Regions from separate parts of the Homo sapiens genome. Here region 2 is linked to region 1. A link is a loop called in an ENCODE intact Hi-C map of the cell type or tissue named here. Cell type or tissue: Caco-2. All regions are shown on one strand. Links, peaks and the distances in the headings refer to the core of each region. The heading gives the core; the rest is flanking DNA. Region 1 overlaps PHACTR1 (phosphatase and actin regulator 1). Region 2 holds the start of LOC100130357 (a long non-coding RNA gene).

The links. Peaks named below come from ENCODE experiments on the same cell type or tissue, not always from the same donor. Only the 100,000 strongest peaks of a DNase experiment are listed, where the experiment ranks them.
Region 2: a loop joins it to region 1, with 2.8 times the contacts of the local background. A loop is called at or near these places in 3 of 110 quality-filtered maps.

Annotation. Positions count from the first base shown.
Region 1 is chr6:13,208,628-13,224,748 of GRCh38, reverse strand. All of the region lies in intron 8 of PHACTR1 (phosphatase and actin regulator 1), which reads right to left. LOC105374933 (a long non-coding RNA gene) reads left to right here. Exons shown (of 4, transcript XR_007059456.1): 4 at 771-1,788. It also overlaps the pseudogene RNU1-11P. Among named protein-coding and RNA genes, the nearest start is that of TBC1D7, 110 kb to the left of the region's middle. RefSeq lists a silencer at 6,966-7,166. In Caco-2, for the core only: no CTCF peak of the experiment used is centred there; no DNase peak of the experiment used is centred there.
Region 2 is chr6:13,282,498-13,298,618 of GRCh38, reverse strand. PHACTR1 (phosphatase and actin regulator 1) reads right to left here. Exons shown (of 15, transcript NM_030948.6): 13 at 15,057-15,197; 14 at 12,397-12,473; 15 at 10,782-11,556. The coding sequence ends at 11,541. The region is part of intron 8 of TBC1D7-LOC100130357 (TBC1D7-LOC100130357 readthrough); the gene reads left to right. It overlaps LOC100130357 (a long non-coding RNA gene), which reads left to right and starts at 3,033. Exons shown (of 5, transcript NR_160971.1): 1 at 3,033-3,133; 2 at 3,231-3,344; 3 at 3,721-3,823. In Caco-2, for the core only: no CTCF peak of the experiment used is centred there; DNase peaks (open chromatin) are centred at 5,698, 8,438 and 8,758; H3K4me3 peaks cover 248 bases.

The DNA of each region.
Region 1 (16,121 bases), core at 2,656-10,655:
GCAAATGAAAATTCAGTTAACGCATCATGAACTGTACTATTTGAGGCAAAGAACCAAATCAACTCAAATGCAGCATCTTATGACACGTGGCCTGTGCCCTGCTGCTGACAGACACCCAGCAGAACATCAGTCACTGTAGCACGAGTTTTTTTTATAACATAGTTATTACCTACATCTGCTCTAAATACAGGCTCTCATTCCGAAAGGAAGGTGAAAACCATTAGCCTGCAAACAGTAGCTTAAACATAATGTCACGTGCCTGCCACACCCTACATAATTTGGCCCAAATTATTAACCCAGACTCATTCCCACTTCTTTACTTCTGTCTCCAAACAACTGACCCCTTGATCACCTGCAACTATGCATTCAATGCTCTTGGCCTGGAATGTGTTCCCAAACCATCTTCACCTCATTCATTCCTATTTCTCTCTCAATACTTGTCTCAGTCAGTGCCTTGCCTGTGTTTATGGGAGAGAGTCCTCAAGGGTGAAAACCATGATCATCTGTTTGCTTACTATCTTCTCTTCACCACCCAAGGCTGTAGGCTCCTTGTCGGGCAGAAGCCACATCTTCTGTTTGTATCTGGTTCCTATTACTATGCTTAGTGCCTAGTATCGTGCCTGACACAAAGTAGATGCTCAGTAATTGTCTATTGCTTTAGCCGAATGAAATAAATATGGGCTGGAATGACTGACATTTAGATATATTTGTAAGCAGTCAGCAAAACATGTTCAAAAGGCATTAACTAAGGGGTTTTTTTTAATTTTCAGGGAGGCATCTAGTGGTGTGCTGCAGGGATGTGGTGCTCTGGACTTGGTTAGCATCTTTATCAATGGCAATGACAAAAAGGGCATCCTCAATGAATAACTGAAAGAGTTGAAGGAGAGAAGGAAAGAAGGGAGAGTGAATAGAGAGAACATTTACTAAATGTGTAATTTTCACACACAGTGTTGCATTTCACCTTTCCAGCAACCGTATGGGACAGGTGCTGTTCTCCCCATTTTATGAAGCAGGAAATTGAAGCTCTGAAAGGGTAATGAATAGGCCCACAAGGACACAGTTGGTAAAGGAAGGGCTTGAAATTTGAACCTACTGTATTACAAATTCTGCATGCAAAAGTTGAACTGTGATACTTATGAGATGTGTCCTTTGATAAAACACACACCTGACTAAATGTACCCAGGCAAGATGGAGGAAATATCATACCTTGTCAACAACGTGTGTAAAAAATGGGCATCATTATTTATAACTATTTTAAGTCCTACTAACTAGGGTAGGTAATAGTATTCTACCCTGCCATGACCAGGCCACTCCTGGGGCACTGAGTTTAATACTCAGGGCGTTCAGGAGACCCATCTATTCACCGATTCACCTTGGCTGCTTTTGCACCAAAATAGAAGAGTGGAGTAGTTGCAATAGAGCTGAAAATATTTACTATCTATCTGGTTCCTTAAAGAAAAAATTTTCTGTGCCCTGATCTGAACCAGTGTTTTCTAAACCTTGATTATACTCCCACCTCCTTAATCTTTTTTGTGTATGGCATCTTTGAAGTCCATTTACACTATTATTTACTTTGTAATTTTTTAAGTCAGTACGGTATTTTTTAAAAATTTAAACACTATTGTAACCTCATCCTAAGCAAATGATATCTTTGTAATAACAGGTTTTGTATGTAAATCATATAGGTTTATAACATGTTAAGATATATTTTTATATTTGTAATACATATATTTTCAATATTGATATATGCATAAGTACATACAATATTCAATAAAATATTAAAACTAATAAAAGGTTGTCCTAAACTCATTTTCTGTACCACCAATGATGCAGATATCACAGTTTGGTTAAATGTTGCTCTAGACCAGGCTTTTTCGACACAGGCATGACTGACATTTTGGGCCAGATAATTCATTGCTTTGAGGGTTGTCCTGTGCATTGTAGTACACTTAGCAGTACCCCTGGCCTCTGCCCACCAGATGCCAGCAGCACTTCCTCCAACTGTGACAGCCAAAACAATCTTCAGACATTGCCAAATGTCCTCTGGGGGACAGGGGGACAAAAATCATCCCAGATTAGGAGCCACTGGCCTAGAGCATCCACAGTGGCTTTGCTGCTTGCTGCATTCTCAGCACTGTACCATGTGAGTCTCTTCAAAAGCCACTTAGGTATTAATTATCAGGAATCTGCAGCATTCGCTGAATGATGAAGAACTGTCCAGATCCTCTCATGTGAGTTCCTGACTTATCAGGTGTGAGGCTGGCATTCTGGGGGCTGCAACAAGATGCTGATGCTCGTGGGGTTCTACTTACTCAGTTACTTGCACTCCTGCCTTCAGTTCCTGAGCTGTTAGTTACCCCATGAATGCAAGAGCTCCAGGCTGACGCTTGAGTGAAACAGGTTTTCTCATTCTTTGCCCAGATCAGTGATTTACTGAATGACACTCAGTGGTCTGAGAGAGTCACATCTTCCAGAGTACCTATCAACAGGAACTGCTGACTCGTGTAATAAAATCTATTCTAGATCACTCACATCAACATTCTTTGGCATTAAGCATTTAGTTGGCTTCAAATTCAAATGGACTTCATTGCACATGGGTTGTGTTCACCCTCCCTCTTCCTAAGGGCTAACTAGCTTCTAAAACCGCAGGTAAACATGAGGAATCTCATCCTAACCTCCGAGATGGAGTCTTTGTTCATTCTTTTTTTTTTTTTGAGATGGAGTCTCACTCTGTCACCCAGGCTGGAGTGCAGTGGCGTGATCTCGGCTCACTGCAACCTCCGCCTCCTGGATTCAAGCAATTCTCTGCCTCAGCCTCCCAGGTGGCTGGGATTACAGGTGCCCACCACCACACCTGGCTAATTATTATATTTTTAGTAGAGGCAGGGTTTCACCATCTTGGCCAGGCTGGTCTTGAATTCCCAACCTTGTGATCCACCTGCCTTGGCCTCCCAAAGTGCTGGGATTAGAGGCGTGAGCCACCGTGCCCGGCCACCTTTGTTCATTCTAACTGGATTATTACAGATGATGATGGAAGTTAACATTTCTAAATGCTCACACTGTCCCACGTGTTGATTCACTTAAGCCTCACAAGGATCCTAAGAGATAGGTACTATTGTGATCTTCCCGTTTTAGATGGGAAAATGCAAAGGCACGTGGCCAAGGTCACACAACCAGAGGGGTGCAGACACTGAATTCAGGCCATCAGACTACAGGACCTGATCTACTGATGTCACTATACCACTGCCTATGTAGAAGTAGTGGTCCCCCAATGGTTGCAAACTTTAATCTTCTTCCAGACCCTCCCCCTCCCCACCCACCCAGTCCACCCTCTATTCTGCTGTCAAACTGGTCTGATCATGTAATTCTCCTAATCAAAAGAGCCAGGAAAGGCCTCATTGTAAACTGGATCAACTCCACCCTCTACAGCATGGATTAAGAGGTGCCTCACGATCTGACCCTCCAACTCCTTTCAATCTCATTTGTTATTATTCCTTACCATCTTCCTAGGGTTCCAGCCATATCAGACCACTTGCCATTGCCCAAGTACCCTGTGGACTTCCCTGCCTCCTCCCTCTGCTCCTGCAGTTGCTCCGCCCCAGAACTCACCCTTCAGATTTTGGCCTAGAGAGAGCATCCTGCCTATCTTTCAGGGATGACTCAAATCTCATTTCATTTGAGCATCCTTTTCTGATTTTTCCAATGGAAATCAGTCCCTTCTCTGCACATCCATAGCCTCTGTTCCCAGCTTTGTTATAGCATCTGCCACATTATGTTATAATTACAGGCTAAGCATTTACCCCCCACGCCAATTAACTGTGAGCCTCTCCAAGACAGAGGCTGATGATCTTCCTGCCTCTACCTCTACATTGCACATGTGTTTGGAACTGATGGATAAGTTGATCAAATATTTGAATTGAAGTCACACACAATCAGAATACACCACATTACATTTTCAATTACTTAATTTGCTAAAATTAGGATCCCTGACCCTTAGATAGAGTCTTGCTGTTGTAGGGAAATTATCTTTGTGAAAGGAGCATTAGGATTTTTGGAAATAGTGCTCTAGAGGTCTTTTTCCTAAGAAGACAACTCAAGGAGCTAAGGCACAGAGATCTATGCAAGCAAGAGCACATTGGTACCGTGTGGCCTTCATTCCAGGACTGTGTCTGCACAGAAGAGGTAACAGAGAGAGCTTATGATATTCCAGTTTCCAATTCTATACTCACAGGCCGTCAGCCCACTTTAATTCAGACTGTCCAAAGTTAGGCTGCTTTGTAAGGTGACGTCATTAAGCTTGATGAGATCTATATGGTTTCCTCTTATACTAACATTCTATAATGAATTTAAACAAAGACCAAAGGCCTTAAATTATTTTCCAAGGGAAAAACAGATGAATTTCTGCTCCCTATCACCTAGGTAGCACCAAATAATGTCATTTTCTTGACAAATGTAATAGGGATGAACATGCAGAAACTGAACAGCATTCCATGATATTCACAAGATGTTGGACAGATAGATGCACCATTTCGGAATATTTCCACACAATGTCTTAAAGATACCAGCGGGTTCCACAGCTCAGGATGAAGGAGCAGGAGCATCTTTCAAAACCACCACATGGCTACCGCAGATGGTCCTTTAGTGCCCTATGAAAGCGTGTTGTAAATGTTCATCATCTCATTTAATCACCACAAAAACTTGCAGAGTTAAGAAGGGTATTGTTATTATCTTGATTGTTTATGAATGGGGACATGAGGTTTCTGAGAACACAGTGATCACTCGGCAGTGATCACAGCAGGATGTGAACTCAGGTCTTCCCACCCAGGGCCTGTGTTCTTTCCATGAACCATGTTGCTTTCTCCTGGAGAATCAGCAAAGCCCATCATTTTTTCTGTAGATGTATATGCTGACTATGAAATGCAATTTATACCGCAAATTTTAAAAACCGTGGACTATAATATTTTTATAACAAAAAGCAAGGATAACAGATGTTCACACAATCCAGCTACTCTCTTGCTATGAATTTTGCTGTGAAGAGTCCCATGATGAGCGCTATTATGGAACACACAGGGAGGGGGTTTGAATTCTAGACTTGGGGATACAAGTTTTGTGTGAGTAGCACATGGCTGGGGGTGAGTAGGTGTGCGGAGAGAATAGGCGACAAGAGGAAGGACAGAATAATTACCAGGCTGGATAATCCAGCCTTGCACAACGGAGCGCTGCTGATAAAAAGGGGTCGTGCAGTGGGTTTTGTATCTGTTGTGGCCACTTTAATAACACGTCTCCTTGAGGATAGAGAGGCATCACCACCACGCTCCTCCCATGACCCTGCATGATGGTTCTTCAGTGCCCCGTCCCTGCCCGACATCACATTACACATTCACAGGCTTATTACCTGTCGCTCCCACTAACGAGTAAGCTCACAAGGATGAGGACTTTGTTTCATCCTCATTTTCCCCTAGAGGATGGAACAGCTTAAATGAACAGAAAATAATGAACAGAAGTATCCCTAAAACAGAAGCCTTGCTATTTACACAAGAAACACTGAAAAGAGACATATTTGGAAAGCTTGAGAGGAAAATGGCAGTCCCGAGTCAATAAAAGGCACACATTTAAAACTGCCTTCCTCTCATCACATCTACAGGATGCCTTAGGGAGGTGAAAAGCTGTACTCTATTCCCTTGGTCTTGTTCCCACCAAGAATGACCTTTACCAAGCCTTCTTTTTGGAAAACTCGACTCTTCTCTTTAACTCTGTTAAACTAAGTAGGAGATGCATAGGTTGAGAGCCCGGGTAGATAACCATTTCTGCCTCCTTTCCCTTTTTCTACCTTTTCTCTTCTCTTCTCTTCTCTTCTCTTCTCTTCTCTTCTCTTCTCTTCTCTTCTCTTCTCTTTCCTCCTCCTCCTCCTCCTCTTTTTCTCCTCCTCCTCCTCCTTCTTCTTCTTCTCCTCCTCCTTCTTCTTCTTCTTCTTTTTAAATAGCTCATTGCAACCTTGGACCTTTGGGCTCAAGCAATCCTCCCACCTCAGCCTCCTGAGTAGCTTGTACTAACAGGTGTCACCATACCTGGCTAATTTTTTGATTTTTTTTGTAGAGATGGGGTCTCGCTATGTTGGCCAGACTGGTCTCAAACTCCTGGGCTCCCAAAGTTGTTAGGATTACAGGAGTGAGCCACCGTGCCTGGCCTTTTCCCACCATTTCAATGGCCGAATATTTTTAAGGGATCTCTAGACTTCAAAAATGAAGACACTGACTTATCTTTCATGTTCATTACTGGATAAGGGTAAGGCCCAGACTTTACTTTCAGTCTTTCATACAGGAATGAATGCCAAGACATCTACAGTGAGTCTGGGTCATTATAAGAGGCACTCCCTTTTCAAGGGGGCTTTGTAATCATCACTTTATCTCCATTCCACGGTACAGGCTGATGAGTAGGAAATCACTGTGACCCATCCATGGGAGGGGAATTACTGGCCGGCAAACACCTTTGAAACTCTTGTAGGGAATCAAGGGCAGGTCATAAAATTGAAAATCACTGTCTCTTTTAAATCCTTAATCTTTCTCTAAAATAGGTGGGATCCATTTCACCATCATTTCTAAAGAAAAACATGTAATAAAGGGAATATTGCTTTCTGATATCTGATTTTAAATGCATCCACTGTTAAAAAAAAGAAAGACATTAATCTCCTCAAAGGACAGAGAAAATTTATTATCTACAAATATGACACTGAAAGCCAAATTAAACTTCAACAGGAACAGCTTTTGTAATTTAGTCTGCACAAGTTATGAAGAGAGTTTTCAGAGGGGAGAGAGAATAATCAGCCACTTTCCTCTTGGAGACCAAAAATGTGTGAGAAATTATGCTGCAAATTGCAGTGCCTGAGGCTGAAAAATAGCAGAAATAACCAATGTAGCCTAAGAAAATAGTTAATCAGCTTCTTTTTAAGAAAGCAGGCATACATTGTGTGGTTTATCATGGCCTAGGATTAGCCTTCTAAGATAAGACATGTAACATTAAAGCTTTTGTTTTTTGTTGAACTTTAGTCAGCAGGAAACTATGCTGTTCTATATATAGACGAGGGTACTGAGCCTTCCTGAATAGAAAATGTATTTTGAGTTTTTTTTTTCAGCAGTGGTAATGGATTTAAATTAATTTGTTCACAGCCTCTGTCCTTTCAGGGACCAATGACCCACATTTCTGAAATATTATCTGGGATTGGGATGTGATGAACAAAACCATAAGACACACAGAGTCTGACCAAGAGCCCATCCCTCCCAGCACTCTCTATTTCTGATGGAGAAACCAGTGGTGGCTTTTCTACTTGACTTTGTCCCTAGACGCTGGTGAGTGTTCTAGCATGCTTGGCTGAGCATGGGTACTAAAAAGGCAGGACAGAGAGTCAGCAGAATGGTGCGAGTCCCAGCTGGGCCATTGCTAACCTTGTCTCTTGGTGTTTGGCTCTTCATCAGTTAAATGGAGAAACCTAGGTGCCCACCTCCCAGGCAGCTGCGAAATTAGAAGACAATGCTGGTGCAGTGTGCTTCCTGGACAACAATGCTGAGAGTTGCCGTTTTAACTAGGAGTACATGTCAACACCAACAATTTATCATAAATTAGTCATTATAGATATTACCCACTAATTTATTAAAATATTTCCTTTAGTGTTTTAATATTTTTGATCTGCAAAACTTTCTGGACGATGGTTTCCAAGAAGATCAAAGAGTCAATATTTGTGCATTGGAAAAGGGCAGTATTTCTATTGAAGCAAAAAAAATCAAAAGCAGATTCCCTTTCTTTTGAAAATACACTTCCTTTTTTTAATCCTCTTAAGTCTTAAAAAGGTGTTAATGGTTTGTACAGTTTCATTTTAACTTCCTTAAAGTTAAGCAACTTAGGAAATTGCTTAGACAATTTCCTTGCCAACCTTATAGGGAAAGATGGGTCTTGCTCATAATGACATTACTTTGCACTAAAACCACATCATGTACCTTGGAATAGCAGTTAAATCTGAAAAACAACATGTACGTGTAGGCAATTAAAGATGATAAATATAGGCTTTAAAATCAAAGAACTGACCTAAAGTAAGAGATTGACAGTGCTGGCTTCCAAGGGGCAAGGACAAATGTCTAGCTGGAATTGTGTGAGATTTTGAAGAGATGATCATCACCATAAGAAGAGAATCTTTCCCTGGAAACATATTTCATTTAACAATGTAGGCCATTTGTTATGTCATGAAGAAACACGGAACTACAAAGCAACACCACTTCACAAGCAAACAACACCTAGGTGTTCAGAGTTTCATTCTTGCTGAGGCACTGATTCATATCTGTGTATTGTCAGGGAACACCCTAATTAGCAGGTGAAACATTACAGACATAAGCCAATACAATAATTATTTAGACTGTTAAGGCTAAAAGAAACCCTAGGGATCATCTAGTTTAGGAGGAAGAATTATTCTTTAGAATTTCCTGTGACCCTTGAGGCAACATGAAGAAAAGTAATTGTAACCATGAAATGTATTTACCCAAGGATTATAAATTGTATTGTGCTCTTTGAAAGGCCTAAAAATAATCATGGGATAATAGAATTCTAGAGCTTGGAGGGATTTGAGGGTCTACTGATTTCAATTTCTTCTGTCCAATGTAAAAATGATTCCTTTTTCAATATTCTTGACAAATTCATCTCTAGCTAATATGTAAATGTAAAAAGGGGACATTATAAGAAATAATAAACTATTCGTATAAACTTATCAGTTATAATTTTAAAGGAAAGATTGCTTTGTTACTCTGTGCCTATCACAATGCTTGGCATGCAGTGATCAATGGGTGTTGCTAAGAGTTCAAGACGACTCTGGAACTTTCCTGCATCTAGTTGATCATCCAGATTGGACTGGCTTATCCATGTTAACACAGATGTACATTGACTATGCCAGCAGAGGTAAAGCCATTCTACTTCTCCAAAATTTCACATTACAGTTAACCTACTTCAATATATCTAATCTGCAGTTAGAGTTGGATATGTCCTTAGCAGCTGATCCGACCTGTATGGTTTTTCTTTACATAAGTACATGAGTAAACCATTTGGGACTCCTATTAGCCTGATTTTTCTTAAAAAATATTCAGTGTCCTCTCTGTTGGCTCTTGGGTTCTTCCTTATATCTGATTACAATGTTACGTCATCAATCTCATTCTCTATGCTATGTCTTCTAAAAACCTGGAAAACAAATGCCAACTCCCTTTTCTTATCAAAAACCTCATTCTCTATCTGGAGACAGTATATCACCCCTTCCTCTAATCTGCCTAAATGTTCTCTCATTCCCATTCTCCTCTCCATCTGGTTATTCCTCTCTTTTAGCTTTTAGTTTAAATGCAGTTCTTCAGAGAAGACAACTCCGAATTTCATAGACCAGTTGACATTCCTGTTGCACATTCTTCTCCCTCCCTGCACTCTCATGGGTACTGATCTGTCCAGTCTATACTCCCAGCAGGTTCTAACCTGCACTGAGGGTTATCTTCTGTATTTTGTTCACTGTTACATCCCCAGTGCCAAGCACGGAGCCTGGTCTAGAAAATGTACTCAGCAAAGAATTGGTGGATCTTCCATTTGCTAAGCAAACACAGGTACCATCCTTTCTTTTTGCAGGGCCTGTTTTCATTCAAGGTTTACAAGTCAGTAATTGCCTGAAATTTTTTCCTGGCAAATGTCAGTGCTTTCTTCATTTAGCTGCTCAGGGACTTTGGGACAGGAAGAGGTAGATAAAGAATGAATTTATTAGAAACGTATTTATTTTTTCATTTTTAAGGCCCATAGGTGGCAATTTCCATCAGAACTAAATGTATGGTACTTAAAATTTTCCTAAACTAAAACTCACTGGGTGTAAAGAAGGCATCATTAAAAATATCTATTGATATTTTGCATCAGTTGATAGCATGCATGAATGATACTAGTAACAAAAACTCATTCATATTTAGCCTTTTTAGATCAAACTCAGAGATTTCAATTATTCTTCCCATGTGAACTCACCTGGTCTACCAACACACTCCTTCCTCTAATCCGTCTAGAATGTACCCGCATTGCCTTTCTCCTCCTTACATGATTGCTCCTATTTTTCAGGTCTCAGCGTAAAATTCTGGAAGTTAACTTTCAGGTTTAGTCTAAGGACACTGGATAGAGCTGAACTATCAAATACGATTCCCTACACCTTAGCGATCTTAGCATCCCTACCTTAGCTAAGGATGATGACCCCTCTCCCATTTTATCATTCATGAAGGATTTGCTCCAAGAGAATTAATAAGAAGGGACGATGTACTTCAATGATGGCTAAAGTTCATAATCAAAATTATAGTATCTGGAGCTCTAGTTTGATATTATCAGGCATGACAAGTAAAGATCTAGATTTAATTTTAAGGGAGGAACTTTGTACGTTGTTTCTAACATCAAACACAACACAACAGGAATGGCCCAACAGGGGAAGCAGGAGTGGATCCTCAGCAAAAGCCTGTTTCTTTTCTTGCTTTTTTTTTTTTCAGGGGAAAGCGCAAGCACAGTCCCCCACTACCACAAATTATGCAGTCGAGTTTCCCACATTTGGGAAAATCGCAGGGGTCAGCATATCCGGAGTGCGATGGATAAGCCTCGCCCTGGGAAAACCACCTTCGTGATCATGGTATCTCCACTGCCAGGTAAGTATGCAAAAGCCTGTTTCTATAATTGAGACAGTTTGTAACAAAACATTGATCATAAAAGTAAGATATTTTTCTATTTCAAAGATTAGAGTAACTTTTAATGAAACCCACTCCATAAATAGTTTCAGAATACTTCCTACATGACAGGTACTATGGCAGATTGTGGCCCATTTGTGCTGCTATAATAAAATACCCAAGACTGGGTAATTTAAGAAGAACAGAAATGTATTTCCTCACAGTTGTCGGGGCTGGAAAGTCCAAGATCAAGGCGCTGGCAGGTTTGGCTGTCTGGTGAGGGCTGCAGCCTCTGGCTGGGAGAAACGCGGCACGCTCACATGGTGGAAGGCCAAGAGGGCTTTATGCTGCTGTGTGAAGTCCAGTTCACAAGGGTCTTAATGTCGTTCATGAGGGAGGAGCCCTCATGGCCTAATCACCTTTTCAAAGCCCCACTTGTTAATACTAAGACATTGGCCATTAAGTTTCAACTCCTGAATTTTGGAGGAGAGACACTCAAACCATAGCAAATGGGGAGACAAGGATGGTTCCCATCCACATTAAAGAGAGAATATACAGAGAAACACATAACCTGTTGCAAGTATGCAAAAGGGGTGTGTGCAGGAGGGCAGAGCTCTGTATGGGAATCTGAGAAGGGATCACAGAGGACCTGGTATTTTAATGTCTTGAAGAACAAGAATTTTTCTTTGTGAAAGAAGCTGCTCTGGGTGGTAGAGGACAGGATGTAAGAGAGTGCATTCCAAACAGAGGGAACAGTTCAAATTGTTAGAATAAAGAAAATATAAAAGGTTAAAGACCACTAATACTGCTTAATATTTATATAACATATGCCTTGTGAGAACTCAATCCATCAATAGGAAGCAGATTAATAAGTGAAAGAATATCACTGCAGCTATGAGAGGCTCTCCATTCATTCAGTTATTCTTTCACTCACTCACTCACTCACTCACTCACTCAAACCTATAAGCCAGGCCCTGTTGTAGGCACTCTGGATACAGCCATGAACAAAACAGTTCCTGCCCTTGTGGACTGTATGTTCTATTAGGTGAGAAGAGCAACAAACCGAATGAAAGGCAAATGACACAAAACGTTAGATGGTGAAAAATGCTTTGATAGGAATAAAAGGAGCTGGGGAACAGGCTGTGTTGCGAGGAGGGTTGCAATATTGAACGGGAAGGGCCTCATTGAGGATGTGACATTTGAGTAGAGACCCGAGGCAGGTGAGTGTAGGAGCCCTGAGGATATTTGAGGGAAGGGCAGTCCGTCCAGGGGAACAGCCAGTGCCAAGGCCCCGTCAGGAGGTGTCCGGCACGTCCGAGAATGTCCGAGAATGTGCGAGAATGGTGGGAAGGCCGCTGTGTGAGGGAGGAGGGAGCAACAGAGAGGGGAGCTGATGAAGCGAGGGAGACCACAGGGGCAGTCCGTTAATACTCAGGTTTCAACCCTGAATTTTGGAGAAGAGACGCTCAAACCATAGCAGATGAGGAGACAAGGATGGTTCCTGTCCACATTAAAGACAGAATATAGAGAGAAACACATAACCTGATGCAAGTATGCAAAAGGGGTGTGTGCAGGAGGGCAGAGATCTGTACCAGAATCTGAGAAGGGGTCACAGAGGACCTGGTATTTTAATAATGTCTTGAAGAGTAAGTAGATTTTTCTTTGCAAAAGAACTTGGAGTGGGTGTGGGCTTCTGGGCCATGGGGAGGATTTTGCTTTTTACTCTTAGTGAGTTGGACAGCGACAGAAGCATTTTGGGCACAGACATTGTTAAGAGCTGAGCAGTGTCCCCAGATAAATTCATATGTTGAAGTCCTAAGTCCCAGTGCCTCAGAATGTGACTGTATTTGGAAGTAGGGTCTTTAAAGAGGTGAGGGAGTTACAATGATGTCAGTGGTGTGGGCCCTAATCCACTATCACTGGTGTCCTTATAAGCAGAGATGAGGAACAACCACACACAGAGGGAAGACCACGTGAGGACACAGAGAGAAGACACCACCTACAAGCCAAGAAGAGAGTCCCCAGGAGAAACCAACCCTGTTGGCACCTTGATCTCGGACTTCTAGCGTCCAGAACTGAAAGACAATAAATTTCTGTCATCTAAGTCACGCATTGTGTGTGTGTGTGTGTTTTTAAATGGCAGTCCTTGCAGACAAAGACAGTCACGATCTGACTTTCCTCAAACCCTGTCTCTTTTGCTGTTGTAGTGGGGATGGGCTGCAGAGCAGGTGTGGACACAGAAGAACAGGTGGGAGAAACTGCAGTAAGCCAGGCAAGGCCGACTGAGGCTCAGGCAGGAGAAGAAGGAGCATGTAGAAGTGTTGGTCTTATCCCTGTGTATGTACAGTGTGGACCAGACAGGATTTGCGGACAGTCAGATGTGGGGAACCAGAGAAAGGAAGGGGTCAAGGGTGACTCCAGGTCTTTGGCATGAGCGACTGAAAGTGTGAAGTTGCCTTTAATTGAGAAGGGAAAGACTTCTTTAAAGTGCATTCCATTAAGAATCTTCCTAAAATTCCTTCAGGGTCCACATGGATCCACATTCCACCTTCATTTTACTAATAGGAGACTGGAACACAGAGATCAGCCGAATTAAGATCAGAAAGAAACGGCGTCCTGATTAGGACTTTACATCTGACTTCTAGGATTGATGCCAACTAGATCACGGAGCTTACTGCAGATATTAAAAATAAAAACACTGCATCATCTTTGAAATGATAACAAAGGCATAAAAATGATATAATGGACTTTGGGGACTCAGGGGGAGGGGTGGGAGGCTGGTGAGGGATAAAAGACTACACACTGGGTACAGTGTACACTGCTCGGGTGATGGGTGCACCCAAACCTCAGAAATCACCACTAAAGAACTTATCCATGTAACCAAAAACCACCTGTTTCCCAAAAACGATTGAAATAAAAATAAAAATAAACAAATAAAAAGTTGTTCCACAACAGGGTCACTAAATAATCATGAATTCAACTCTTTAATGACTTTAAGAAAAGCTTGTTTCTTAAGAACAAGAGTAAAGGCTAGCAAAGATTTAAGTACAAAAATGGGGAAAAAATGCAGTGTTATTTATTAGAATGGAAAGTTGAGGGGAAATCTCAATGCAAAAAAAAAAAAAAAAAAAAAAGAAATGATAAACCATCATCTTCCAAAAGATGTGGCTCACCAGGGTGAGGGGAATGAAGATAATCTAATTTGAGGAAACTTACCCAAACAAACAGACTTACCCAAACCATTCTAGGGTCACTGAAGACAAATTTTCCATGCTGGCTAATGTTCAATACCATTTGCTTACTGTGTGACATGCAATAACCCCACTGATTTGGATTCATTAAATAATCTGATCCTTACAAATGACCCTAATGAGGCTGCTGGCATTATGATTATTTTTATTTTACAGATAAGGCATGAAAATCAAAAAGAGGTTGAGCCATACGCTTTGGGTCACACAGCTAATACGTGGTGTGTCTAAGACTCAAACTCCGGCAGTTAATTCTGGAACCCACACACTTTGTCCTGAAGTAGGGGTGTGTGATGCCACCAGCTCGGACCCCACTGCCTAGGGCAACCCTGTGATTTTGAATAAATATGACCCTTTAAATTTGCTTCAAGTGGATTCTAGCTCCTTCCCCCAAATCTTGTGAGCCAAAGCTGTAAATAACCACGCCATTGTTTAGTGCCATCAAGCAGGCTTAGGCAAGGTAGTGTCTAAGAACTTCTCTGCAGGTGTGTGCCATGGCTTACACCTGTAATGCCAGAAATTTGGGAGGCTGAGGCAGGATGATCACTTTAGACTATGAGTTCGATGCCAGTTTGGGCAACATGGCAAAACCCCATCTCTACAAAAACTATAATAAAAAAAAATTAACTGGGCATGGTGGCGTGCACCCGTGATCCCAGCTACTCAGGAGGCTGAGGTGGGAGAATTGCTTGAGCCTGGAAGGTCGAGACCGCAGAGAGACATGATCATGCCACTGCACTACAGCCTGGGTGCCAGAGTGAGATGCTGTCTCAAAAATAAAAAATATAAATAAAAAGTAACTTCTCCATATAAATCAGAGCAGATTTGGTATAATCTCAGGGGAACACGAACAAGATGGTATAAGATCTAGAGAAGTCCTTAAATGAAGGGAATGGTAGCTATCTTCAAAGATTTAAAAGCCTTTTACAGGAAAGGAAGATTAGAAATAAGATCGGGAAGGGGCAGATACAAATTTCAGTAAGTAAAACTTTTAATAGAGAGGGAACTTTCTAACAGTCAGACCTTCTTGACAATGAAGCAGGCTATGTTGGGACCTGGGGAACGTCCTGTTGGAGCAGAGACCAGAGGATAAATGGTCAGGAACACTGCTGTGAGCAGGGGCTTGGTGGCCTGGATGGTCTTCAAGGCCCCTTTCATTGATAAGATGACTTGTGCAAATGTATGGTCCAGTGTCAGGCATTGATGCTGTTTAATTCACCATTCAACTTTGTATATTACCTATAACTTTTTCATCAGGATCAGACTGTCCATCTGGACCGATGGCCTATGGTGTGACATTCTTTGAGATTTCAGGGGGCAGCAATGGCCCAAACAGGGGGTCGGTCCAAGGAACTTTAAAGGCAGGATGCCTGAGTGTTTGGTAATGCCTCTCCCTTCTTGCAGAGTTTTTTGGGGTCACTGGAAATTGCCAGGAGGATAGAGAAATGATTCTTTCTTTCTGTATAAAACTTGGTTAGAACAAGAATGAAATCATGTTGACAGGCAACAGGGAGAATTTTTAGGCAGTAAAAATCAGGGGGAAATCACCCAAGACAGCTGGTGATTCCCTCCCTACACTGAAAAGTGTGGCCTGTGACCTTGGCCTATTTTGAGATTCTTCCTGGAGATGACTGGAGACACACAGAAAAATCTCTCCAATCTTTGTTTGGGAAGAGGGCCTCTGGGATGGTCTTTGTTTGGGAAGAGGGCCTCTCTTTCTCTGGGGTGGCAATCTTGTCAAACTGATGCATGCATTAATCTCTGCAGCCTGGTTGGTCTGTTAGGACAACCCTATGCTTTGACCTCGAGTGGGAAGTGAGGGAGAAAGAAGGAGGAAATGACTCTGAGTTGGGACAAAGCGCAGAGACTGCCTTGGCTCTGCTGCCGAGATCATGCTGCATACCCTGCCCCCACCAAAATTCCCTTATCCGACTAGATCTACCCATTGGTCTAAATTAAACTGAAATATCCCGCAAATACCCACAGATATTATAAAACTTGTCAGTTAGCATCTTTAATTGAACCTTTTAATATGGTGTTTTTTTTAAGTGGAAGCATATTTAGCAATATACTATTAACATGCTATCCAAGTATCTTTTCTGATGATTGACGCTCATGAGAGATATGAAAACTTAGTGGGTGCATGTAGACATGGGGTTGGGGGGGTGGG
Region 2 (16,121 bases), core at 3,870-11,869, 73 kb before region 1:
CATTTTTAAGCTAGTCTGACCTCGTTTCTAAGCTATTGCTAAAGTTTATAAATCACTGGAATAGTTTATCAAACCTGGAATAAAATCTTGATACTGAAATGTGAATGTTTTCCACAAATTGTTCCCTTTCCATGCTAGGAAGTGGTGTCACTCTAACCGTATTACAAATCAGCTCATTACCAAGGACAGCTCTGTGGCAGCTCACCAACTACCAACTACCTTATAGTTGCCTACTCATTCTTCATCCTCTCTCTTCCTTACTAACGACACCCCAATTTTATTTGAGGCAGGAGTGTGTTAACATACCTTATTCCCCAGGCCCTCTTGCTGAAAGGAATGGCCAATAAGATGGAAGGTAAAGTCATTAGGTAGGACTTCCAGAAAAGGTTTTTAAAGAGAATTTATTCAGCTGGCAGGTAAATTTCCTCTTCCTGGTATTTCCTCTTACTTTCTGCGTGGAACACATCCATAATGGCAGGAGCTTCAGCAGCTATCTTGGAATGTGGGGCAACATCAAGAATGGAAGCCACATGATAAGGATGGTGGGGCCGAAAAATAGAGCTACACATTGATGGTGTCACTACCACACACGCTCTTTTCTGCTTCATTCCAGACTGCCTTTACATTTTAAAAAATCCCGATTTGTTTCAGCCACTATTATTTGAGTTTTTGGTTATGTGAAGACTGTTAGACCTAATGCTAACTGACACCACCAGAGCAGATGCAGATTAGCAAGGCAGATATGGGTTTAAATCTATGTCTAAAACCATCATCTTTCTGACTGCCCTTTCTGGGATTCACTAGTGGTATAGGGTCAAGGGAACTGGATTGAGAGTTCTTTGCTCATCTCTGCTACTAACTGTGTGACTGTTTTTTCTTGGCCTCAGCCCCTTCATCTGTAAAACGGGGATGAGAGATGAAAGTGACCAGCACAGTGCTGGGGTGCAAAACTCATTCCGCTGGTGCTGGGGGCAGGGGTGTCTCAGGATGATGGTGTGGGGATGTGATGCAGTGGCCAGTGCTAATGCAGCAAGGAGGGGCCCCGTGGGGTGAAGCTTGGGTGCTGGCAGCAGTGCAGCTTCTAGTCCTTGCTTGCTTTAAAAAAATTCTTTTTGAGATAGGGTCTCACTGTGTCACCCAGGCTGGAGTGCAATGGTGTAATCACAGCTCACTGCAGCCTCGAGCTCCTGGGCTCAGGTGATCCTCCCACCTCAGCTTCCCCGGTAGCTGGTAGCTGGGACTACAGACACATGCCCAGCTAGTTTTTTGCATTTTTTGTAGAGATGGGGTTTCGTCATGTTGCCCAGGCTGGTCTCGAACTCCTGGGTTCAAGAGATTCACCCACCTCGGCCTCCCAAAATGCTGAGATTACAGGCATGAGCCACTGCACCCCACCTTCTAGTGCTTTCTTTAGGGGTGTCCCCCCTTGGTGTGCTGAGGGCAGCAGAGCACCTTCCTCTGTTGTGACCAGAAGGTTTGGACTAAGTGACCCTTTTAGCATGAATGGCCTTTGGTTTTGTTGGGAGGGAGCTGGGGGCAGCACAAGCAGCTTTCCACTGGGCTCAAGAAACCTGCCTTGGCGTCTTCCTCCACCTAGGCATGATGCTGAGGCCGGGGAGGCAGCCCAGGCAGCATCTTGCCTCCCCGCACAGCTTTGCTGCTGAAATCTAAGTGACTCTACCCCGCTACTTGCTCTGAGCCAGCCGAATGTCCGGTCAAAAAAAGAGCATTTGTGCTGTCCTGTTGACTGGGGCCTATAGTAAGATTGAAACCACAGCAGAACTGTGCACACCTCTGCTGTCCAAATCAGAGATGCTTTTTGCTTCTAATATCACTCAACTACTCTCCAAACCTGAAGCTGTCACTCTTTGTCCTTCCCCTCCTCCCCACTCCAATCAGTTACGTTCGGCACCTGCAGGGTTTCCGCTCATGCATAGCTAGCTGATTCCTGGAGGGCAAAAACCATGTCTTTACAGTGAACTAAAAATATCAAGAGACGCACTTACCTCCCCGCACAGAGGGGGGTCACTAGGGAGACCTGAACTAGGATGGCTCAATTGGAGCCTCTCACTGTTTGGCCCAGTGGGTCTCCGTTTTTCTGCCCAGCTGCTGGACAGCCTGAAACATGCCTGCCTTTCCTTACTGTGGCCGGTTCCTGGATTTTAAAATTGGGTATGATTGAAATAAGGTCGTCTGGGTGTGCATGTTACACGCAAGTTAAATTTCCCTGTTCGAGTTTTGTCCTACAAAAGGCAGTCAGCCCTGTGTGTTCTTTCTGGTCTTCTTATTTTAAAAAAATAATTGTAACTAAATTTTTGATGGAAAAGGAACATGTGCCAATAGAGGGGAAAGGCAGCCAGGACAAAAGGGTCTACAGTGACCGGTGGCTGTTCTCCGTGTCCCAGCCCCAAGGACCCTTCCTCAGCACCAACTCCTGGAGTCTAACAATGAGCGTGTTATTTCAGGTACTTTTCTAGGAAGAAAGAGGGGATTTGTCCTGCCTGCTTTGGGGCTGTCATCACCAAGTCAGTGAGATGGAATTGAGGAAAACCCAAGGTGGCTCAGCTGCCACAGGGGCTCCTGCCATGATTGCGTGGATGCTGACGAGCGGGCTGGGGGCATGGGGGAGTGGGGCTCGCCCAGGTGACAGCTCATATTCTAATGGTGGCTTGGAAAATGTCCCCACCACCCCAGCGACAACGCAGCACACAGTCTGAACAAAGCCAGCCTCTTGCCAGATGGCATTTTTGCTATTTTAACCCCAGGGCCTTGCAGAGCCGGTACGCTGGGGCTTCAGTGAGGCGGCCAAGGCCTTCCAGGAGGCTCAGGTGTTGAGCCATAAAGCCCCAGATGTGCTTCATGCATGACGGCCTCGGTCGCACAGTGGCAGGCCTGCCACACTGCGGGGACTGGCCACAGGGTTGCTGCGTGAGACCAAAGCCTTTACTCTGATGCCGTCCCTGGTCAGGACTGTCTGAGATAAGAAGTTCAATCCATGTGTGAAGTGTTTTTTTACCTGTGTAGCTGAAGACTGGCTTGTCCTCTTCTGGGTGGGGGCTCTGAATGGACCCCAGGACCATGGACCCCAGGGACCCCCCTGCCACACTGGACAAGGTGTCAGTGACCACTCCAGGTTGGTGATTGGTGATTAAGGAACAGACAGCATTTTCCTCCCTCCCTCTACCATTTCTCTTTCTCGTTTTTGTTTTGTTTTGTTTTGTTGATTAAAGGTAGAACAGCAATGGTATCTCCACATAGGAAACACCAAGCCTTTGTGACCACATGAGCCGCAGCGTCTTCATCATGGATGAGGAGGGGAACCAGTTCTGGAATTCTGGCTCAGGGTAGATGCATCTTAACGGAAGAAGAATTAGTCAATTCTGTTTCCGTGGTTTACTCTTCCTGTCTCCTGCAGATGAATTCATTAGTTTAATTAATGAGAGCCCTTTGCCTTCCTCTGCAGTGTTGCCCATGGAAATAGTGGATGATCATGGCTCCCTATTATGAAATGTGGAGAGCATTATTTGATTAGGAGCAGAACCCTTTTCCCCCCCAGAAAATAGCCTCTAGGTAAGGGACTGGACGCTCACACACGATGAAGTGTCTGGTGTTCTTCTCTCTCATTAGGTAGCATGCCCTTCTCTTCCTGCCTTTGCAACAGCTCTAGGTAGGACCCACACTGTACAAGTGCCTCATTCGTGACTTCTGCTTCCCTTGCAGGAAGGCATAAATGTTGGCTGACTGTCAAATGCTTGTGGGAGGTCCCCACGGAGTGGAGAAGCGGGAGACTCAGCTTAATCACAGACAAAGTTGTGCATGAGAGGTGAGAGGGAGGAGCTGGAAGCCGGGGCTTGGAGGCAGTCCATGATCTTTCCGTCTGTGATCCTCAGTGTCAGAAAACTATGTAATCACTCAAGACAGGCAAATGGGATAACTGGATGGATGCTGAGGAAGTGTGAACTCAAGAAGGTAGAGGGAAAGCCACGACACGTCAGCGTAGCAGGGAGGTTAAGGGCATTGCCTTAGAGTCAGGCAGACCTGGGTTTGGAAGCCCCTCCGCCACTTACCATCTGTGTGACTTTGCCCACGTTGTTGTTTGGGGACCTGAGTTTCCTCATCGGTGACCAAGGTGTCGTAAGGGTTAAAGAAAATGGTGCATGAAGATGGCCTAACAGAGTGCCTGGGGTACGGTAAGTGTTTACTGTGTGGGAGCTGTTAGTGGTGCTGTTGGTAGGGATCAAGTGACCAGGTAGCCAGAGTTAGAAATCAGGGCCGCCACCTGCCAGGTGTCAGAAGAGACAGCTATTTGTTCATACTTTTTTTTTCTTTGTATGCTTCTCATTGAGTTCCAAGGTTGCCTACATGAGACCTCTCTTGGACTCCTTTCAGGAAAGCTTAGTTGCTCAGTGCCCGAGGGCCCTTGTTAAACCCTGATTGTCCCTGAGGTGGTCACCACAACATGGCCACATCAATAGCATCCCTCACAGGACTCCCAGGTCACACGCACCAGAAGGGTCTGCTTGGGAAGCCTGAGCAGAGTGATGTAGCAGGGGACAGGAGGTGAGGCTGGCGGAAGTGAGCAAGGGCCACACTGTCACTACGGATGCCACACTGCAGAGTGGGGCTTGATGGGTAAGACAGTGGAGGCAGGTACCAAGAGGGAGGGTGGGGTGAGCCCATCTGAGTTGGGAGACATGACTCTCATGGCAGGACTGGATGCTGAGGCCACAGGCAGAAAGATCATGGCTGCCGTCATCCAGGTGGGAGAACCTTTTTCAAAAATTAGTATATCTGTATTTTATTTTATTATTTATTTATGTTTCAATAGCTTTTGGGGTACAAGTGGCTTTTTATTATTTTTTGGAGACAGAGTTTTGCTCTTGTTGCCCAGGCTGGAGTGCAGTGGCACGATCTCAGCTCACTGTAACCTCTCCCTCCCGGGTTCAAGTGATTCTCCTGCCTCAGCCTCCCAAGTAGCTGGGATTACAGGCACCCACCACCACACACAGCTAATTTTTTCTATTTTTAGTAGAGATGGGGTTTCACCATGTTGGCGAAGCTGGTCTCGAACTCCTGACCTCAGGTGAGCCACCTGCCTCGGCCTCCCAAAGTGTTGGGATTACAGGTGTGAGCCACTGTGTCCGGCCTCACAAGTGACTTTTTGTTACATGGATAAAATATATAGTAGTTTATTCTGAGATGTTAGTGCTCCCATCACCTGAGTAGTGTACATTGTACCTAATGTGTAATTTTTCATTCCTACCCTCCTCCCACCCTCCCCCTTCTGAGTCCCCAAAGTCCATTATCTCATTTTTAGGCCTTTGTGTCCTCATAGCTTAGCTCCCACTTATGAGTGAGAACATACGATACTTGGTTTTCCACTCCTGTGTTGCTTCACTTAGAATAATGGCCTCTAGCTCCATCCAAGTTGCAGGACACTCTACGATACCCTGCTGCTTTTTAGAAAACCTGGGCCAGGGGCTTGGGACAGATCTGAGCTACAGCCATAGACAGGGAGTCATCTGAAGCCACACCCGTGGAGGAGATCACTTAGGACCTGTGGAGAGTGAGCCAGGGAGCGTTTGCCGAGTCAAACAAGTCAAACGTGTCCTTTGGCTTAACAGGTTAAGTAGCTACATCCGCAGAGCACCCTCAAACCTGCGATGCTGTAGGGGACAAAGCATTGTGTCGTAGACATCACCCATCAAGACCCAAGAGCACTCCAGGGTGTTTTGCCCAAGGGCAGGGAGAGGCAGAAGGATGTCAGATAACCTGATTGATGGCGGCTTCGGGATGAGGCCCCATGAAGGCACTTGGGAGGGTAGGTCCCAGGGCCACCCAGCTCTCCAGGAGGGCAGTGCATGGCAGGGAGGGACTGCAGGGACAGATGGCAGATTTGTGGTGACCTGAAGGAGAGGAATCTAAACTGTTAGAGACAGGCCTCAGCCGGACTTGCTTTAAAGTTAACTCTTTCTTAATAACTAAGTTGAATGTTTTAAAAATGCCAGTATTCCCAAATCATGGACAAGTTGATGCTCCAAAGAATATTAGGAACATCTAATTCACTGTCTCTGTTTTCCATATGAGGAAATTGAGGCCCAGATAAACAGATGCGATAGACACACCAGGCTGCCCCTTCCTGCAGAGAGAGAATGTGTAGCCACAACCTTTGTTTCCTTGGGAAAGGGCTCCCTCCGTAGCAGGATTATGGCCAGTTTCCTTCCCTCTTGCCAGGCAGTCTGCTAGGAGTTTTATCAAAGCTGTTTCTTTCTTGTCCTTTCACTGCCCTAAAACTTGCAATCAAGTTCTCAGATTAATTTATCAAAAGTCAGAGAGCGGCCGGGCGCAGTGGCTCACGCCTGTAATCCTAGCACATTGGGAGACCGAGGCGGGCAGATCACGAGGTCAGGAGTTCAAGACCTGCCTGACCAACATGGTGAAACCCTCTCTCTACTAAAATACAAAAGTTAGCCAGGCGTGGTGGTGGGCACCTGTAATCTCAGCTGCTCAAGAGGCTGAGGCAGGAGAATCGCTTGAACCCAGGAGGCAGAGGTTGCAGTGAGCTGAGATCATTCCACGGCACTCCAGCCTAGGAGACAGAGCAAGACTGTGTCTCAAAAAAAAAAAAAAAAAGCTCTGCAAGGACAGAAAGAAAGAGAAACTGATGGATTTTTGAAATATGAAAACCTTTTTGTAAAGTACTTGCCCCTTCTGTCATAGCCACTGCTGCTCCAGGGGCCCCCTGGCTGCACAGGTGAGAGCTCTGGGCACAGATACTCTGATGCAAATACTGCAGGACCTGAACATCCAGGAGGGCTTCACTGCTGCTTCCCAGCAAAGATATGAGCAGTACATGGGGGCACTCAGAGATCTCAGGCAAAGGAGAGGTGGCTCCCTTTGGGGATTCTTCTCCCAGCCTTTGAGACTCAGAAGTGGGATTCCTGGACCAGCAGCATCAGCAGGCCCTGAGAGCTTATTAGAAATGCAGACTCCCAGGCCCTGTTCAGACCTGCTGGCTCAGTACTTGCATGTTAACGAGACCCCCAGGTGATTCCTAGGCAAGGTGGTTTGAGCAGCACGGCACGAGGTTGCCCTTTACCAGAACAGCCTTTCTACGCTGCTGGACGAAGGATATGCTACCCAGCAACGTCCCCCACCTAAAATGCAGCCCCTCTGCTTCCGCTGAAAGCCTTCAAAGACAAGTAGTAACCAGAAGGTTATGCAATGCAGTTCTTTGCTTTATACATCAAATACTCAGGCTTCTCAAGAACGGAGATAGAGGCCAGGCACGGTGGCTCACACCTGTAATCTCAGCATTTTGGGAGGCCGAGGAGGGTGGATCGCCTGAGGCCAGGAGTTTGAGACCAGCCTGGCCAACATGGTGAAACCCTGTTTCTACTAAAAATAAAATGCAAAAAAAAAAAAAAAAAAAATAGCCAGGTGTGGTGGTGCACACCTCTAGTCACAGCTACCCGGGAGGCTGAGGCAGTAGAATCACTTGAACCAGGGAGGCGGAGGTTGCAGTGAGCCAAGATCTCCAGCCTTCCCAGATCGTTAAAAGGACAGTTGACATTTTAGATATTCTTATAAAAATGTTGAGGAAGGCCGGACGCAGTGGCTCACGCCTGTGATCCCAGCACTTTGGGAGGCTGAGGTGGGCGGATAATGAGGTCAAGACCAAGACCATCCTGACAAACATGGTGAAACCCCATCTCTACTAAAAATACAAAAATTAGCCAGGCATGGTGGCGCGTGCCTGTAATACCAGCTACTTGGGAGGCTGAGGCAGGAGAATCTCTTGAACCCAGGAGGCGGAGGTTGCAGTGAGCCAGGATTGCGCCACTGCACTCCAGCCTGGCGACGGAGCAAGACTCAGTCTCAAAAAAAAAAAAAAGTTGAGGAAAAAAATCCTAGTACACAAAAGTCTTCTAGAAAGTTAATGTATGTGCTACAATACTTCCTTCCCCCAATAATACCAGAGGAGACATGCGGTTGTCCCGTATGTCCACTCACTCTCACTATGTATTTTGCAGATGAGCTGACCTCTCCCATTCCTGCAACCTCCCTTTCCCAGTCAAAGCATTTTTGGTGGTTTCTGCTGCTGGTTGATAACAAAACACACAAGAGTCAAGAATTTTTTTTTTTTTTTTTTTACTTTTTTTTGGTTTGTTTTTAAAGAAACTGCATACATCATCAGAGACAAACAATAATTTAAATACCATGCAGTTTCTGTATGTACAAAACCTAGGCCACAGAGATCCAGTTTAATTTGTATTCTCTATTTACATCGTTTTCCTCATACAGCCATCATCTGTTAAATTAGAACCTGGGAGATTAGGGGATTGACGGTCACCACACTCACTCCTATACAAAGACAAACTATGTACAGACACCCAGGAAGCAACTGGAAAATGCAACCGGTCTGGGGATTAACAGACAGATAGGGAGAAAAAGTCATTTAAGGTGACCTTTGCCCACCGGCTGTGCACAGGGAGAGCCTGAAATTCCATTCATCAAAGCAACACACCACGATTTTCATTCGGCAAATAAAAATACATGTTCATAAGCGGGAGAAAAATAAACCCAGAGCTTTTCATCACATGTACCGTCACATTGTTTGGTTTCTCTAATCTGACATAAAGGCTAAAGTTTTAAAAGTTTTACAGTGCTTTGAGGGCCTTTAGAGATGAATATATCAGCCATTTAAAAAAAGCTAGTTGGCTGATGGCGGTCTCTTCTGTCACTGATTGATTGGGGGCGGGGGCAGGGTTGGGCAATGTCTAATCTTTAGAAGGAAGCATTTGATTTGAGACATTTCACATTTTTCCTCTCACGCTAATCCAAATGAAAAAAATGCTCAACTGGGAATTTACACACATAAAATAAACTTTGACTTGCCAGCTACAGCTTTTTCAAAAAAGAGATGCATTTTAAGTCATCTAGCTCACCTTTTTATTTTTTCCCTTAATTAATGTCAAATTGTCATCTTGGAAAGTAACACAAATTGCTGCAGTTGTCATGACATTGTAGTGAAAAAAAAAAAAAAAGAAAATTGAATAGGTCTCTAGAAAGACCTTAAGGTTTTAAGAAAGGAAAGAGACAGCAGAAGGCCCATCCTGCAGGCCACAGAGGTTGCTGAGCCTGTGTAAGAGCCACTTAAAACGGGCTTGAAATAGCCCATCCTGAAGGCGCAGGACCTGTCAATGGCAGGGGAGGTGCACCCCTCAGTCTGAGCAAGTGACTGCTGGAAAGGAGGCCCTGCAGGAAGAGCAGTGGAAATTGTGTTCAATATCTTCCATGCACAAAGTGGACTGCAACATGAGGGCACTTTGGGCGGAAACCCTGGGCTGTCTGCTGGCTGGCTGCAGGGAGATCCGCTTGGGCCTTATATCCCCAGGGAATCTGAAGGGCCAAGAACTAAGGCCAGCAGAGAAGCCATGGGCCTATCATGGGAGGAGTCCGGTCAATGGAATGAATTTCCTTAGGACTCGCTCCTGGCCAGGGAGGACCATCATGCCAGGGCACCGCGTGTGCCAGGAGCCCAGCTGCAGTTAGAGGAAGTTCAGACTCAAAGCCTGGCCGGCAGGCAAGTCCACCTGGAACACGTGTCCGCCCGCCCGCCGTAGAGAAGTTCAACGAAAGAGCCCTACATCTTTCGTCATACCATTTGCACATTCAAACGTCAGTAAGCCTTTCGGGAAGACTGTGTTTACAGCCACACTAAAATCCCGATCACATTTTCCCTGAACAATACCTCTCCCCACGGCAGGAACTATTCAGATTCAAGAGTTAAAAAAAAAAAAAAAAAATAGGATCTAGTGATGGCATCCTCCTTGGGTCGGGCAGAGGCGTGCTGGCTCCAGGTGGCAAGGCAAAGCTGCAGCTGGAGGCACCGCCCAAAGAGCTGCCCTGAACTCTCCCCAGCAGTTGTTTGGCTCCTGGGTTAGTGCCTAGATGGGAGCCGTTCATGCCTGCAAAAAAATGCAATGGCCTCGTTGACGGGTGTGCATCCTAAGAGTAACCTGCTCCCACAGGGTTTGTGGTGGGGAGACGACTGGTTAACTTTTTGGAAAGGCCAAGCTGGCGTCTTTCTAAATGGCATGTGTGGTGGAGAGTTCCACCACCTAGAAAGACTGGAGTAACGATGGAGTCACTCCAGAAGGTGAGAGAGCTCTGCAACTGAGGGCCTGCGAGCTCTGTTATGAAGGAAATCGAAAGCTGCAATGGGCCTCGTTAGGATGCTGTTAGGGTTTAGGAGGGTCCTGGCCTCATCGCACACCCTATCCTGGGTGTCCCAGTCAGAGACACACCCACAGTCACGCTCCCTGGCATCATGAGGGTAGAGGGAGGAGCTCTCTGGATCAACTGGAGCAGGAAGGGGCACTGTGGACAGGTGTGGCTGGTGTTGGCCTGATTCTGGCACATGCCCAACTCTGGGGCTCCTTCACAGAAACTCTTCAGTGCAAAAAAAAAAAAAAAAAAAAAAAAAAAAAAAAAAAAGAGAAGGCCATGGAGTGGTTCCAAGTCCCTCAGTGGCTGGAAAGCCAGTCCTACAGGAGTGGTTTCTGGCCTGCATGCACTGGTCCTATACACAGAAGCTAAGAACTCCCAAGCCATATAATCAGCTTCAAGGCGCACAGAGAAAATAAATGTCAGCCAAGCAGTTTCTGACCCCACAGGATTCAATAGGGTCCTCCCACTCAGACTTATAAACAGCACAGGAGTACCTTAGCAATGGCTGTGTGTGTGCGTGGGTCACTCATGACACTGGACACTCTGGACACAGTTGGGTTGATTATTTGAACTGAGCATATGACATCTTTCCCCTTCTAAACCAGAGCTTCCTGAAAGGCAGCTCAGCTCAGGCAGAGGGAGCAGGATGGGTGCTCAGTGCCAGCCTTCGTAGCCAAGAGGCAGCCAGACTCCCCCAGAAATGGGCCCTTCCCTTTTGTTCATTGTGTGGGTGGTGGCTGAAAGGAGGGAAAAGCCAGGGGCAACTGAGAAGTGTTCACTCCTTCTTGGCATCAACTTCAAAGGGCCCCCAAACCAAATGTCATGTCTGGAGCCAGTACATTTGGCCAAGTGTAGAAGTCCAACCAGATCATTAGCTTTGCACAGTACCCCCAAAACAAACCCACCCCTTCAGCTTTCTTTGGACTCAGATGACAGACACTTGTGAGGAAGAGGTTTGCTGGAGACTTCATGAAGGTAGTGCCTGCTGGGCCTGGCTGGAGAGGACAAGGACCGTTCCACCTGCCAGACAGTCTTCAGTCAGGGCCCTGCTGGTGCCCTTGGCACTGCCGGGGGTTGGGATGCATTTTGGTGTCAGAAGTGGGACCAGCAGCTCGGACCGCCGAGCCATCACTTTTGCGTTTTCACACATAAAATCCTGATTGTGTTTCCTTGATTTTTCTTCTTTTTAAAAAAAAGGCAGTTCAGAAGATTTACATCGTAATGGGGAAGTGAATAAATACCAGCACTTATGGTTCTTATAAATTTATGTTTTGAAGACAGCATAGCACTCAAGAGGAATTCGACTGTTAAGGTCGGTGAAACCTAAGGAAACAAACAATTACATCAAGACCAAGGGGCTGCCAAAGGTGCAGGATTCAACAGTCCAATCTCCCATCTTCAGGGAGGTTCTTGACCGTGAGAGGGAGGTGCGAGCTTCCCACCGTCATCCCCACAGGAGTACCACTGAACACACACCTGGCTTTGAAAGTTTCATCTGGGGCAGCCCTGGTGGCCTCCACCTCCTGCCATCAGCCTGGATCCAGCAGCAAGGTGCAGAACCCAATCTGTGTCTCTGAGTCTCTAGACTAAATACTTGCTATATCCTATTTCTCTAAATGTTCCCCCCAAAAGAAAGTCAGAATTAAATCAATGGCTCTGTTGCTAACTAGCAATGCAACCTTATATAATCCTCTTAATCACTCCATGCCTCGGTTTTCCCAAATATCATCATGATGCTGGACTGTCAGGGAGAATGTCAGGGAATAACAGAAGTGGTCCACTTTGGAAGTCCCGTGTGGATGTGGTATTTTGTTCAGGTTTGGCCTCTGCTGACTGGTTGCAAATTGGCAACAATCTTTTCTCCTTGACCTAAGTTTTCACAAAAACCCACCTTGGGGTCGTTGGTAGTCTGGTGCTTATCAGACCTTTAGTTTAAATGAGTGAAACTCAGACTTTGCAGAAAGTTGGTTTTAGCCCGGGCCATCTGTGTTCCACTTCCTCGTTTCAGTAACCTAAAGTGGAACCGCATGCCTGCCTTCCTACTATCTTCCCTCTCATGGCACCCTCCAACCCACTCATGTCCCACAAGTGGGAGAGCTTTATTTGGAGATAAATATTGCAACTTGAGGGAAAAAAAGGAAAAAAAAAACCCTTAATACTAACCTTGTTAAGTGTCTACTCAATTCATGAACTTCCATCTCAGTGCTTTTGAATTCATTGAGCTCCTTTCGGATGGCAGCCTGGAATCAACAGAAGCCCATCAATGTGCAATGGGAGAGAGACAGAAAAAAACTCCCCTTTCAGTTCATTCCTAACAACATATTTTTCTTCTTCAACAAAGACAAACAAGTTTAAGATGGATTCTTTCATTGGGAGGAAGAAAAATCACCTGAGATGTCCTTTAAAACAAAGATTCCCCTCCTTCCCTAAATCTAAGTTGCAAATGATGACAGGCTATTGCCCAAAGTGTGTTTTTCTTCCTCTTTTCATAGAGCTGTGGCATTGAGGCATCAGTGGTGGTGTACACCTACCCCACACTCCTGGGGGCCCAAGAACACATTCAATGTCAACCTCTCATCTTCCATAAATAAACAAAGCTCAGCACAGGCACAGTGATGCCTCGAGGTGGAGACTTCCAGAAGGCGTGGATCAAATTCTCCAACCAAATTAGGGGGACAGGTGATGGCCAGCTCCCTACCAACAGTTTGTTTTTGCTCTTTTACAACTTCCCTGACTCTTCAGTGATGTATTTCACCATGTGAGATACATTTTGAATAACCTCACATGTTCTGAGATGATCCCGAATCACCCCATCCTTATAATACTGCCACTGAAGACACAGGGCCTGGAATCAGACAGCAAAGAGAGGCCATGAGAGAGCAGGGGAGGAGGAGGGGCTGGTAAAGAAGGCAGCTGGGGCCAGAGACAACCTCACTCCTTCCTCAAGGGTGGAAATTGCAAACGTGTGCCTTCTTGCATAGCTCTGTCTATGGCCGATACTTGCTTTGATGGGAATATCAAGGCCCCAGGAGTTTGAGGAGAGAAAAGTCTTCCTGTAGGATCAGAATGGCCCTCCCCAGGAAAAGAAGGCTGGCTTAGGTTTAAGTGCCTGGGTAGCAGCTTTGGGGGTGGGGGCAGGGGTCACCCCATGCTTCCTGTCTTCTGTCCCCAACAGCCATTGAGAAACTGGATATGTTTTCGGCCTAAGAGCTACTCAGAACTCTATGAGGGTGCAAGTAGAGATGTCTGTGGTTTTCTTGCACACTTGCTAATATCCTTATCCTTGCAAGCATACCGCAGAGAGAGTGTGGACAGGAGAGGACAAGAGTGAAAGCCCCTTCCTCTTCGTATTTAGATGACACACTCCTGGGGAGCTGGGTTTGTCTGTCAGGGGCATGGCAATGCCAGTTCCTGGGTTGCTCCCACAAATTCCCTTGCAGAGAAGATGTGAATGCTGTGTTTACAGAGGAGGGCACAGTCTTCCACACATGGTGTCTGTGGGTTGACCCGCCACAGGCGAGGTCGTCTCTGGAAGTCTATCTGCCTCTTGCTGCTTCCGTCCCAGCCAAGTGCAGCAATGTGCCTGCATACATGTTTCCTGCACCTCCTGGATCCAGGGTTGGTGATAATGTAGCCAGCCTGGGCCATAAATGACTTCCTGCTGTATCATATAAGAAAACCCTGGGTCCCTGAAACGGACAGTGAAGGCAGGACTGTTGAGCAGAAGGCCCCTGACACACTCCATAGTTTCTATCGTTACCTACACATTGGGCAGAATCATTATTCCAGTATATATATATATATATACGTGTATCTATATATATATATATATATATATATATTTTTTTTTTTTTTTTTTTTTTTTTTTGAGATGGAGTTTCACTGTTGTCATCCACGCTGGAATTCAATGGTGTGACCTTGGATCACTGCAACCTCCACCTCCTGGGTTCAAGCAATTCTCCTGCCTCAGCCTCCCGAGCAGCTGGGATTACAGGTGTGTGCCATCACGCCCGGCTAATTTTGTATTTTTAGTAGAGATGGGGTTTCATCATGTTGGTCAGGCTGGTCTTGAACTCCTGACCTCAAGTGATCTACCCGCCTCGGCCTCCCAAAGTGCTGGGATTACAGGCGTGAGCCACTGTGCCTGGCGCACAGACTACATTTTTAAAAAGGCCCTTAACCCTCCAGCTCCTCATGGTGACCAGACTAGAATCAGAGAGGATTACCAAACAGAGGTTCATTCTGATACCTTGTCTGGTGGACAGAGAAAATGATTTCTCATTGGCATCACTGCTTTTCCTAAAAAACAAACTGAACCTCAGATTATTCTTTTTGTTTTCTAAATCGGCGAGGGGCTAGTGCAGTGAGATATGTTTTGCGACGTCTCTTTGATTTATGCCCTATTTCCCTCCTGGGGTTATGCGTCTACTTTGTCTTCTCTTTTGGTTTGGTGAATCCCTCGTTGGATGCCGGCAGCACCATCCCCTATACGGAAGGGCTGTGATGAGCCTGGAGCCTCTTGCCTTCACCTGTCTACACCTATCCAGTGCTATTCTCTTTCTCTGGGCACAGCCTCCCAGGCTGCTGCTCCTCCTCCTGTAAAATGGGCACAGTATTATGTGCCTTGTGTTTTCTCCGATTCAGCAGCCTTTCCGCAGATTATCTGTGGCCCCTGGGGAAAGGTGTTGGGGTCTCAACACTCCATTATGGGGACTGCGGCTGAGGCCTGGCTGCAGGTCTCCCTACACGCTCCCCAGCGGTGAGCCCAGCGAGACCCAGCAGACGGTCCTGCCTCCCACTCTCCAGCACTCCCCTCTGCTTACTTTGTCTGCAGCGGTGAGGCGGGTCCACGGCTTATCTGCCCTGCGGTCATAGTCCTGAGCGTCAGCCACCTCCACGTAGTCACTGAAGCGGATGAGGATCTTTCTTTCCCGAAGCTCTTCCACCGTGGGCCTTTGACTGAGCTGCAGGGAGGGAGAGAGATGGACCCAGTCAGCCAGAAGGGTTGACCATGGCACTTGGTCCTGTCTGTGAACTTGCAGGTGTGGAAAATAAGGTTCAGTGAGGCGATGGATGCATCGCATAGTGAGTGAGGGGCAGGGGCAGGGGGAGGGCCAGGGTGGGGGGACCCAAGTCTCCTGACTCTTGGGAGTGGGACGTTTCTAGGTCCTAAGAGAGAGCTTTGTTATCCCTTACATACCCTCTAGGCCAAGCTCTTTTTTTTTTTAAACTTAAAAAAAATCTTTTATTATGTAAATTTTCAAAACAAGGAAGGAGACTAATGTAATGAATTTGGTGTATTATCACCAGCTTCAACAATAATCAACTCTTGACTACATCCACATGTAGATTGCTTTGAAACAAATCACAGGCATCATATCATTTTATCTGTGTATATTTCAGTATAGAATATATAAAGATTAGGACTTCAAAGCATATTCACAGTACTGTTTTTACACCTATACAAATCGATAGTAAACAGTCTCTATCTTCATAACATTGCTGAGTCCCAGTCATTACTAGAAGCTTGTCTTTCTGTTTGGCTGTGGGCGCCTGTTGTGGATTTCTTCTTATCTGTCCTACTCCCACCAGGTGACAGGGACATTCTACAATGATTCTGTCTTATTTTGGATTTGTGAATCCACATCTGTGTCACATCGAGTGCTTTCTGCAAGGGGGTTTTGCAGTGCATTTTGTGTGGGTTTTAGATGCAAAAAAGCGTATGTGCAAATGGTATGCAAACTCTGGGGTATGCAGGGATGGGAATCTGCTGGCTGAAGAGGTCAGCCCAAACATTGCTGACGGCCCTCTGCAAGAAGTTCAAGGGGAAGGTCAGTCAACAAATGCGGAGTTGAGTAAGTACAGAAAAAGGCCACATTTATGCCAAG